Regions from separate parts of the Homo sapiens genome. Here region 1 is linked to region 2. Evidence: chromatin loops called from intact Hi-C (ENCODE). Cell type or tissue: OCI-LY7. All regions are shown on one strand. Links, peaks and the distances in the headings refer to the core of each region. The heading gives the core; the rest is flanking DNA.

Region 1 (4,397 bases), core at 167-4,166, 510 kb before region 2:
TATATGTATGAAAAAGAGCATGTGCACGAGAGAGAGTAGACACTTATTTCCCCAACAAGACTAAATGTCTTGAGGGAAGGTATCATGTGTGTTTTATTCAGTACCCAAGACAGGCAGGATAGCAATCCAGGTACTTCTGTCACTTTCTGTCTTAAGTGATAAAAAGTTTGTAATACAGGCACTTAGCATGTTGCTGGTCACTTGGATTGAGTTTCGTTGTATTGGTAAACAATGCAGCTCTGCATCTTCATTTAGTTTTAAGTAGAGTTGAAGTAGAAAAACAGTAATGGGTGTGTAGAGACAGCATGAGGAGGAGAGGCTGATAGGAATAAGCCCTGAAGGAGACCAATGCAGATGGCAGAAGGTCCATCATGATTATTTGATTTTAACTTAAAGTTGATCATCGATTATTTGCCTTGTCTATACTATTTAAATGGGACAGAGCTTTAAATTTACATATTCTATCATGCAGAACCGCTTCTTACAGGGTTAACACTGTGGAGGAAGATGCCAGTCACTTCCAGTTTCTCCTCAGCAGTTTCATTGTATCTGTCTTCTTTTAGGTTTTTTGTTTTACTGTAAGCAGCTGTTGCTATAAAGTCAGAGGAATGCAGACTGGAGAGTCAGCCTATCTGCTACCTCTCTTAACTCCTATCTTTGCTTCCCTGCTTGCTTGCTTTTTTTTTTTTAAATGGGCTAAGGACGTGTCTCATGTCTTGGTTGGGGAGTCAACAAGCAGCATTCAGTTTTGCTGCTAATTTGGTGAAGTTGTTGGAACTTTGAAATTGTGATTTAGGTTCCAATCCTGGCCTCTGCCACTTGCCTTATGGGTGAGGTAAATTACTTAACCTCATTGAGCCCCATTTCCTCATCTGTTTAATAAGTATCTGAAAAGTTAGTTTTAAAGATTACTTTTTTTTTTGTTTTTTTTTTTTTTGGAGACAGGGTCTTGCTCTGTCACCCAGGCTGGAGTGCAATGGCGCGATCTTGGCTCACTGCAACCTCTGCCTCCCTGGTTCAAGTGATTCTCCTGCCTCAGCTTCCCAAGTAGCTTGGGACTATAGGCACACGCCACCACGCCCAGCTAATCTGTGTATTTTTAGTAGAGATGGGGTTTCACCATCTTGGCCAGAATGGTCTTGATCTCTTGACCTCGTGATCTGCCTGCTTCTGCCTCCCAAAGTGCTGGGATTACAGGTGTGAGCCACCATGCCCGGCCAAGATTACATTTTTTTGTAAAAACTTAAGTCTGTGTCTTATAGGCAACACTCATTTTTTTGGTAACAATTTTCACTTATACAGGATAACAAATATGAAGGTTGATGGAAGAGTAAAATGTAGAGTATTCCCATACATTATTCTGTGATAGAGTTTCACATTTTTTCTCATGCCAATTAAACATTTTTACAGCTTGAGGCCAGGAGTTTTGAGACCAGCTTGGGCAACATAGTATGGCTTCGTGTCTACAAAAAATAAAAACATCAGCTGGGTGGAGTGGCATGTACCTGTAGTCTCAGCTACTTAGGAGGCTGAAACTGGAGGATTCCTTGAGCCCGGGAATTCAAGGCTGCAGTGAACTGTGATAGCGCCACTGCACGCCAGCCTGGATGACAGAGTGAGACTGAGGCCCTGTCTCTTAGAAACAAACAAACAAAAAGAGAGAGCGCTTTCAAACATTACAAGTTAATATGTGTGTTTTCCTCCTTCCTTCTGTTTTCTGGCACAGCAGTTGACAAGCAAATTGATTTTAAAAACTAAAGACCTTGAAAATTTTTTGCTAAGAGAACTAAATCTTCACTTAATCCGTAGAGTAATAATTGGGCCCTGAATAATTAATAAATATTGTTTTTGTTCCTCAGAATGATTTTTTTTAGGTTAGATGATTAGTTAGTTATGGGAAAGATAAGTTTTAGTGATGAAAATCTATGCAGTGGGTGTTGTACACTAGAGAAGTGAATAGAGACATTCCAGTATACCATTGAATTCTTGGATGAACACTTTTGTTTGGAAACTTTCAAAAGTATGGTATTGATGAGGGTAGTCATGCCATTTATTTGATTCTTGAGATGTTTCTCAACTGGGGCACTATTAGCATTCAATTTGTAGTTGGTTGTATGAGACGGTCACTGGCAAAACAAGTTTATTACATCTATCTTCTGCCCATTAATTTCTGGAACTTTCTAGTTGGAATAACCCCAAAATGCTTCCTCCTTCAATTTCCAAGTGAAGGGTATTGGCATCTGATTTGAGAATTATGATCCAGGGCTTCTTAACCTTTTTTTGGTGACATGGACTCTTTTGGCAGTCTGTTGGAACTCCTCAGAATGATGCCATAAATGCATAAAATAAGGTCAGATAAATCAATTGTATTGAAATAAAGTTATCAAAATAAACAATTTTTAATATGTGTACTTTATTAGCACATTAAGTACAGAATCTACAGTTGGATCTAGTTATTGTAAATTCAAAATAATGATAAATATAAACGGTATTTTGACATAATTTGACGTGAAAAGATCTAGGATTTCTGTTGGTATTGCTAGTACTACTGTGGTCTGTTGTCTACATTAGGAATTGAAGGAAATGTTAAATTTGTTAGAAGTTTATGTTTTCTCATCCAAGTTCATGGACCCCTTAGTTCTTTCTATGGATGTTTTGGGAACCTACGACCTGAGGTTCAGAAATCTTCAGGAGAATTTCCATGGCCCAAATGGCAATCTCATTCCTGTGTCGTCCTTGTCTCAAAAGCATACAGGCTGCAGATTTTATTCCCATTACTATACAGGAGATGGTACTATAGACAGAATTGTCTTATTTTCACATTTAGCACATTTACTACTAGCTTTTTAAAATTGAAAAATAATAGATCCACATGATTTAAATATAAAAATTTAACAGCACAAAAGCATATACATAAAAAGTGTCTTTCCTTCCTCAAGTTCACAGACACGCTACAGAGGCAGCTGCTGTTAGCTGTGTGTGTGTGTGTGTGTGTGTGGGGGGGGGGGGGGTTATTCTAGAAAATTTCTAGACAAAGGCTTTTTTACTCGGTAAAGTAACCAAGTAATTCTCTTATACTCATTTTGTAAGTGAGTAATATGTGATCCTAAAGTTAGCTTTTTAATCTAGAGTTACAAGGTCAGGCAATTTTGATTTTCAATTCCTTCCCTTTAACATCTCTGAGGAATTGAGAATTAGCAGAATGTAGCTTTCTGTTGATTGTTTGTAGTTTGGATAGCAAACCTTAACCCGTCATTCCTAAGTGGCAGTTTGGTTGTCAGCAAAGCCTTGCATTGTGCATAGGACTTTATTTATTGCATTGTGCATAGTGCTTGTATTCCTATTTTTATACCAAAAAAGTCAGATTAATTATTAAAAATGTGACTTGTCAGTGTTTTTACTGTAATATTTATTTATGACCTCAAGTAGTAACTTGAGTCAGAAGAGCAACAATAATATACTCTTTTGAAGAAAGCCATCCTATTCAGGTATCATGTTGGCAAGCCAGATATTTCATATGGACTGCACTGTCTCCTACTGTCACTGTAGTTGTTTGTGATGTTTATTCATTCAGTAACTTAGCCTCATAAGCACAGGGACCTTTTCTTTGTTACCTTTGTATACTCCATCATTTGGTATAGATGGCATATTGGTATTTGCTCAGTAAATATTTGTGACTGAATGTACAGCACCTTCTATGTGCTTTAGACGCAGAAAGGAGTAAGATGTACCCATTCACAAGCAGCTTATTGCTTAGTAGGAGAGAAAGGAGTTTTACACAGATGAACACATTTTAAGGTGTTAATGTGGAAAATGAAAATGATACTGTGGAAATTTATATCATGAAGGACATGATTTGAACCAGAGTTTAAATATCAATTCATGTAATAGCTAATTGACTATAATGTACTATTGAATTAGTTTTTACAGATTAGTCTTGAAATGATTCCTGTATGCCAGAATGCCATGAGTTTTTTTTTAGATGCCTGTTGTTACGCTCATATAGGGAAGTGTATGACACCCAGTAGAGTTATTAAGAGAGTTGAAACAGTTTTGGGATCTAGTGTAGAGTCACCTTTTAGGACGGGCAAAATTGTATTATAAACAGTGCCTATTGAACGAATTTGGAAGAACAGAAACTGTTACGGAGGATGGACTAAAGAAACAGTGCTGCTTGATTATTAATCAAGTAATGCATAGATTTTACTTAATTTTGGCTTAAAGTGATGGGTCACTTTCTGTAAAAGCCAAGTACTTGGAAGAAGATTGTTTATACATTATAGGTGCTTGGTCAGTAGGAGTTTATTTGAAATAGCCTAGCCACCTTGCAAAATTCATCAAGGCTTTCAAAATACCTCCCACAAAAATTTCCAAAGATATAGGTCAGTGATTCTCAA
Region 2 (4,397 bases), core at 283-4,282:
GGAGTATGTGTATGGTATTTTATATTTTGTTCAATGTGACCATAGTGTGTCTATTTTCTTCTTTGCTTTGGCTACTAGCATGCTCAGAGCCTAATTTTTGAACCACATCAAGTAATAATTACCTTACAACATACATTTCTGTGGACTTTTTCTCATGTTCTTACAGCCTCTTTTTATGTTGTCTTCTCTACATAGTATATATGTTTTGTAAATGAACTCATTCTTTTTTGAAATTAGATGGCATACTAGTACTAATTAGGGTTCTTCAGAGAACCCTGCCCGAGAGAGCATATGTGTGCGTGTGTGTGTGTGTGTGTGTGTGTGTGTGTGTGTGTATAGAAAGAGAGAGAGAGTAGGGGCAAGGGGATTTATTTTAAGGAATTTTCTCATACAATTGTGGGGCTTGGCAAGTATGAGATTCATAGGGCAGGCTACCAGGTTGGAGATCCAAGGAAGAGTTATTGTTGCAATCTTGAGTCCAAAGAGAGGCTGGAGGCAAAATTTCTTCTTGGGGGACCTCAGTCTTTTTTCTTAAAGCCTCGACTGATCAAATAAGGCTCACTCACATTATGAAAGGTAATTTGCTTTATTCAAAAGCTACTGATTTAAATGCTAATCACATATAAAAAATACCTTCTTGGCATGGACTGATGTCTGACCAAACAGCGGGCCACCATAGCCTAGCCAAGTTGATGTATAAAATTAGCTATCACATTAGTCAGGTGTGGTGGTACATGCCTGAAGTCCCAACTACTCAAGAGGCTAAGATGGGAGGATCGCTTGAGCCCAAGAATTTGAGACTACAGTGAGCTATGATCATACCATTGTATTCTAGCCTGGGCCAGAGTGAGATCCCATCTCTTACCAAAAAAAAAGGTATAAATATATAATAGAATTTTCTTAAAATTGGGCATAATTTTTGTCTTTTATATTTGCTCATTTGAATGCATATAGGGAAACATTCCAGTTCCCTCCCACCTCCTCATCTGGGTTCAAGACTCATGTTGTCATTATTTCATCAGCTGGTAGGGCTGTCTTCCAAACCAGGTTAAATGGCACAGAGTCTTCATTGTGGATGTGTTGAATGTGTGAATGCTACGGCCTGCCAAATACCCTGATATATGCCAGTGTTGTAGAGAGTTCTGCCAGCTCTTTGGTAAGCAGCCATTTTTGTGGAGGGATGTGATGAGGTGTATGATTTCACCAATTATTACCATTCTTAATTAGATGGGGCCCAGGTGTGTGTTAATAAAACGCTAGCTCACACTCTCTGTAATGTTAATGGCCCCACCTTGACTTGATTCCAGGGATTTCATGCATTTGATATTGTTCAATTGACTGTATTGCTGTTCTATTCTGAAACATCTCCAAACATCCAGAAACCTGCCTTTTGTTAGAAAACATTCCAGTTGTTCAAGAACGTTACTCATCGTCAGCAGTGGCTCTTTCCTTATCTTTTTTTATCTCTGGTAGGCTGATTACTCTGAGTGCAAACCTTTTCACTGTTCCAGAGAGGAGCCTGACAACCACATTCTCCTTCTCAAGGTAAGAATGGCAGCTGTTACAACAGCCCTCGGCTTTTCATTTGGGAGCTCTGGTTAAGTTGTTGGGAATGGACTCCTGAAAGTCCCGGGACCCTGTGTTTTTCCCATCTCCTTGGCAGTTTGCCAGGTTTCCCATCCTAAGCCCTCACTGCTCACTGTGATCCTGCGGTTTGGAAGCCTGGCTTGTGCTTAAGTTACAATTCTGGTGAACCAAAAAGGGGAGTCCCCATGCTCAGCGAATGGTTGGTAGATCAAAGACTTCTCTGCTTACCACAGAAGCTAATTTGGTCAATTGAAAGAGAACTTCCTCAGAGTAATCTTCTCAGTGACAGATGGGGGTGCGTCGGGGGTGTGGAGCAATGTTCAAAAGTGTCTGCATTAAGTGAAATACATTGCCGAATACACTTAGAACATGTGTGCACTAATTATTGAGCATTTGTAGTTACAGAATCTTTGCATGTTAAGCCTTAGAAAATATTTACTGATCTAAAACAGGACGAGAGTGTTACCCCAACAAAGAAGAGAGACAGCATAGATGGACGTGGGCACATTGAAAGTTATGTGTTTAATTGATGATTGCTTTTTACTTGATGCATTTTGTCTTTTGGTTTTAGGTGTGGTGCTTACTGCGCAGGCTGACCAGGTTAGTGTGTCAGGCCTGATTCCATTTTTTTAGGTGAAGACATCAAATCAGAGGTTTGGTTTTTCTGAGGGCAGGTGGCAAATGCCAAGGAATGCCTGTGTGAGGCTTCGGGGACTGGGCCTGGTTGTCTCATGGTCTTCTTCTTGGCTATCAAGGCTATCAACTACCAGCCCAGAGGCCTTCTGCCTGTCAAACAGGCCTCCCACTTTGCATCTGATGGCTGGAAGAGAGGGAGGAAACATGCAAAGGAAATTGCTTAAGATTATGAGCTGATCTGGCCAGGGCCATGTTTATGTTCCTGTTTCTTGCCTAAAGAGCAGATTGAATTATTAGCACCTGTGTTTGTTAATGATAATTATATGTTTCAAGTACAAAGCAGAATTCTGTAAAATATCTACTAAGATGCCTTTCTAAATGGATAACATTTTATGACCCTAATAAGGCCCAAGACAACAAGCAGGAATTTATATATTATCATCACTCTTTTCCCCGGGGCATATTGGGTGGAATGTGAGCTGTAACTTCAACTTAAGAATCTGCTAGTAAGAAACCCAGAGGACTTGAGGATCAGAGGAATGACGGTCTAGTCATAAGACATATGGGAACATTGGGTCATTTTCCAAAGCAAGGAAACGTAATTCATTGTTAGTAACAGTGTTAAACAGTGTCAGGATCATCATCATCATGATCACCGTGGTGATAAAATGTAACTCTATTATTAACCATCTCTATCACCACCATCACTACAGGTAACATTTGTTTGTTCTTACTGTCTACCAGGCAACACCCTAAGCATTTTGCATGCATTCTCTCACTCAATCTGCACAGCATTCCTGTAAGGAAGGGTCTATTAATATCCACCTTTTATAGTTGAGGAAACTGAGGCTTACCTAAGAGATTAGGTAAGTTGCCCAAAGTTAGACAAGCTAAAAGGTGGCAGAACTGGAATGTAACCCATTGAACAGCACTGAATGGGGCCAACCCATGTGGAGTATTTACGGCTGTGCTTTACTCGATGTCCACACTCACCCCTGCTTGCATTCCCTTTTGTCCTGACCACCACCTACTGTTGACACTCTAGCTATCTCTTCTGCATGAAGGTAGCCAAAAAATTCAAGAGCATTTAAGTAGTTCAAGATCGTTAAAGCATATTTGGCCTATGGAGAACAGCAGAAAGAATTAAGAGTAAAAATCACCCAATTTTAAAAGGTGCCAGTTGTAGTCATGAACACTTTAGTGTATTTTGCTGTTGTTTTCCCCTTTGTATTTACTTTTTTCACATAGTCTCTATGTACTTAAGTTTTGAACTTTAAACGTAACCAAGTCGTTTCTTGCGCTTTTGCCTGTTTTAATGGCTGCTGAGTACTCTATTAAATGTGTATGGTTAGAGAGCCTTAAGTCTACTCCACAAGAAGTTATATCCTTGACTTGCTCCTACGTGATAAGTGCGGAGTTTCTGCTCACCATATGTGATAGCTAATTTCTGTTTTCTGGGCAACTGGGTTGGAATTGTGGGGTGCCTGCATCCCCTCACATTTTAAATACCTTGCATCTTGAGAGGGGTCTCTGTGGGGGGTGGGGCAGGAGTCCTGCTTGCCTGGAGCCCAGATTCAGCTCTGTGCCAAAACTAGCTGTAAGTTACTTTATTTTATGGCATCTTCATCTGTGAACATCTCATCAGCTCTGTAATTCCACACAGTCAGGAGTTTTCTGAACTCTCTTGATTCATAACCTGAGGAGTTTCAATAGATGCAGCAATTTTGGTTGAGCTCAGTGGAGTTACTCTGAGATGCTTTAAGCAGGGAATTTTGTTTTTCAAGATGATCAGACCTGTAAGCTCTTGGAAGGAGAGGGTCTTACTTTTATATAATTCTTGCCATTCCCGCCTCTGCACCCTCAACAAACTTCTTCCTCCATGCTGACATACCCACAAAATAGATAGTACAAGGTATGAAATCAACAAACAGAAGAACAAACAAGTAATGCACAGACAAAGGCTACCGGGCTTGTGTAAGAACCTTTAGCATCATGGCTGTCCAGCTTATCAAATAATTGAGTAAGATTGTTTTCATTTCAATGTGTTAGCTTTGTTTATAACAAATGGGGACTTAAGCCTCCAGATCCTCTCATCATATATTTCAGAGTAATTTCCCTATAAAGTTGGGTATCAGTTCTTCCCTCAGGTTACAGGTGAGGGAACACTGATTTAT

The links. A loop is a pair of places that touch in the nucleus more often than their neighbours do. Peaks named below come from ENCODE experiments on the same cell type or tissue, not always from the same donor. Only the 100,000 strongest peaks of a DNase experiment are listed, where the experiment ranks them.
Region 1: it touches region 2 in a loop (2.5-fold over the local background); 1 of 110 quality-filtered maps calls a loop at or near these places.

The regions. Positions count from the first base shown.
Region 1 is chr2:148,653,028-148,657,424 of GRCh38, forward strand. The region is part of intron 1 of EPC2 (enhancer of polycomb 2); the gene reads left to right. Among named protein-coding and RNA genes, the nearest start is that of EPC2, 10 kb to the left of the region's middle. RefSeq lists an enhancer at 384-473. In OCI-LY7, for the core only: no CTCF peak of the experiment used is centred there; no DNase peak of the experiment used is centred there.
Region 2 is chr2:149,159,291-149,163,687 of GRCh38, forward strand. LYPD6B (LY6/PLAUR domain containing 6B) reads left to right here. Exons shown (of 7, transcript NM_177964.5): 3 at 1,474-1,545. Among named protein-coding and RNA genes, the nearest start is that of LYPD6B, 120 kb to the left of the region's middle. In OCI-LY7, for the core only: no CTCF peak of the experiment used is centred there; DNase peaks (open chromatin) are centred at 1,801 and 2,441; H3K4me3 peaks cover 1,580 bases; H3K27ac peaks cover 1,492 bases.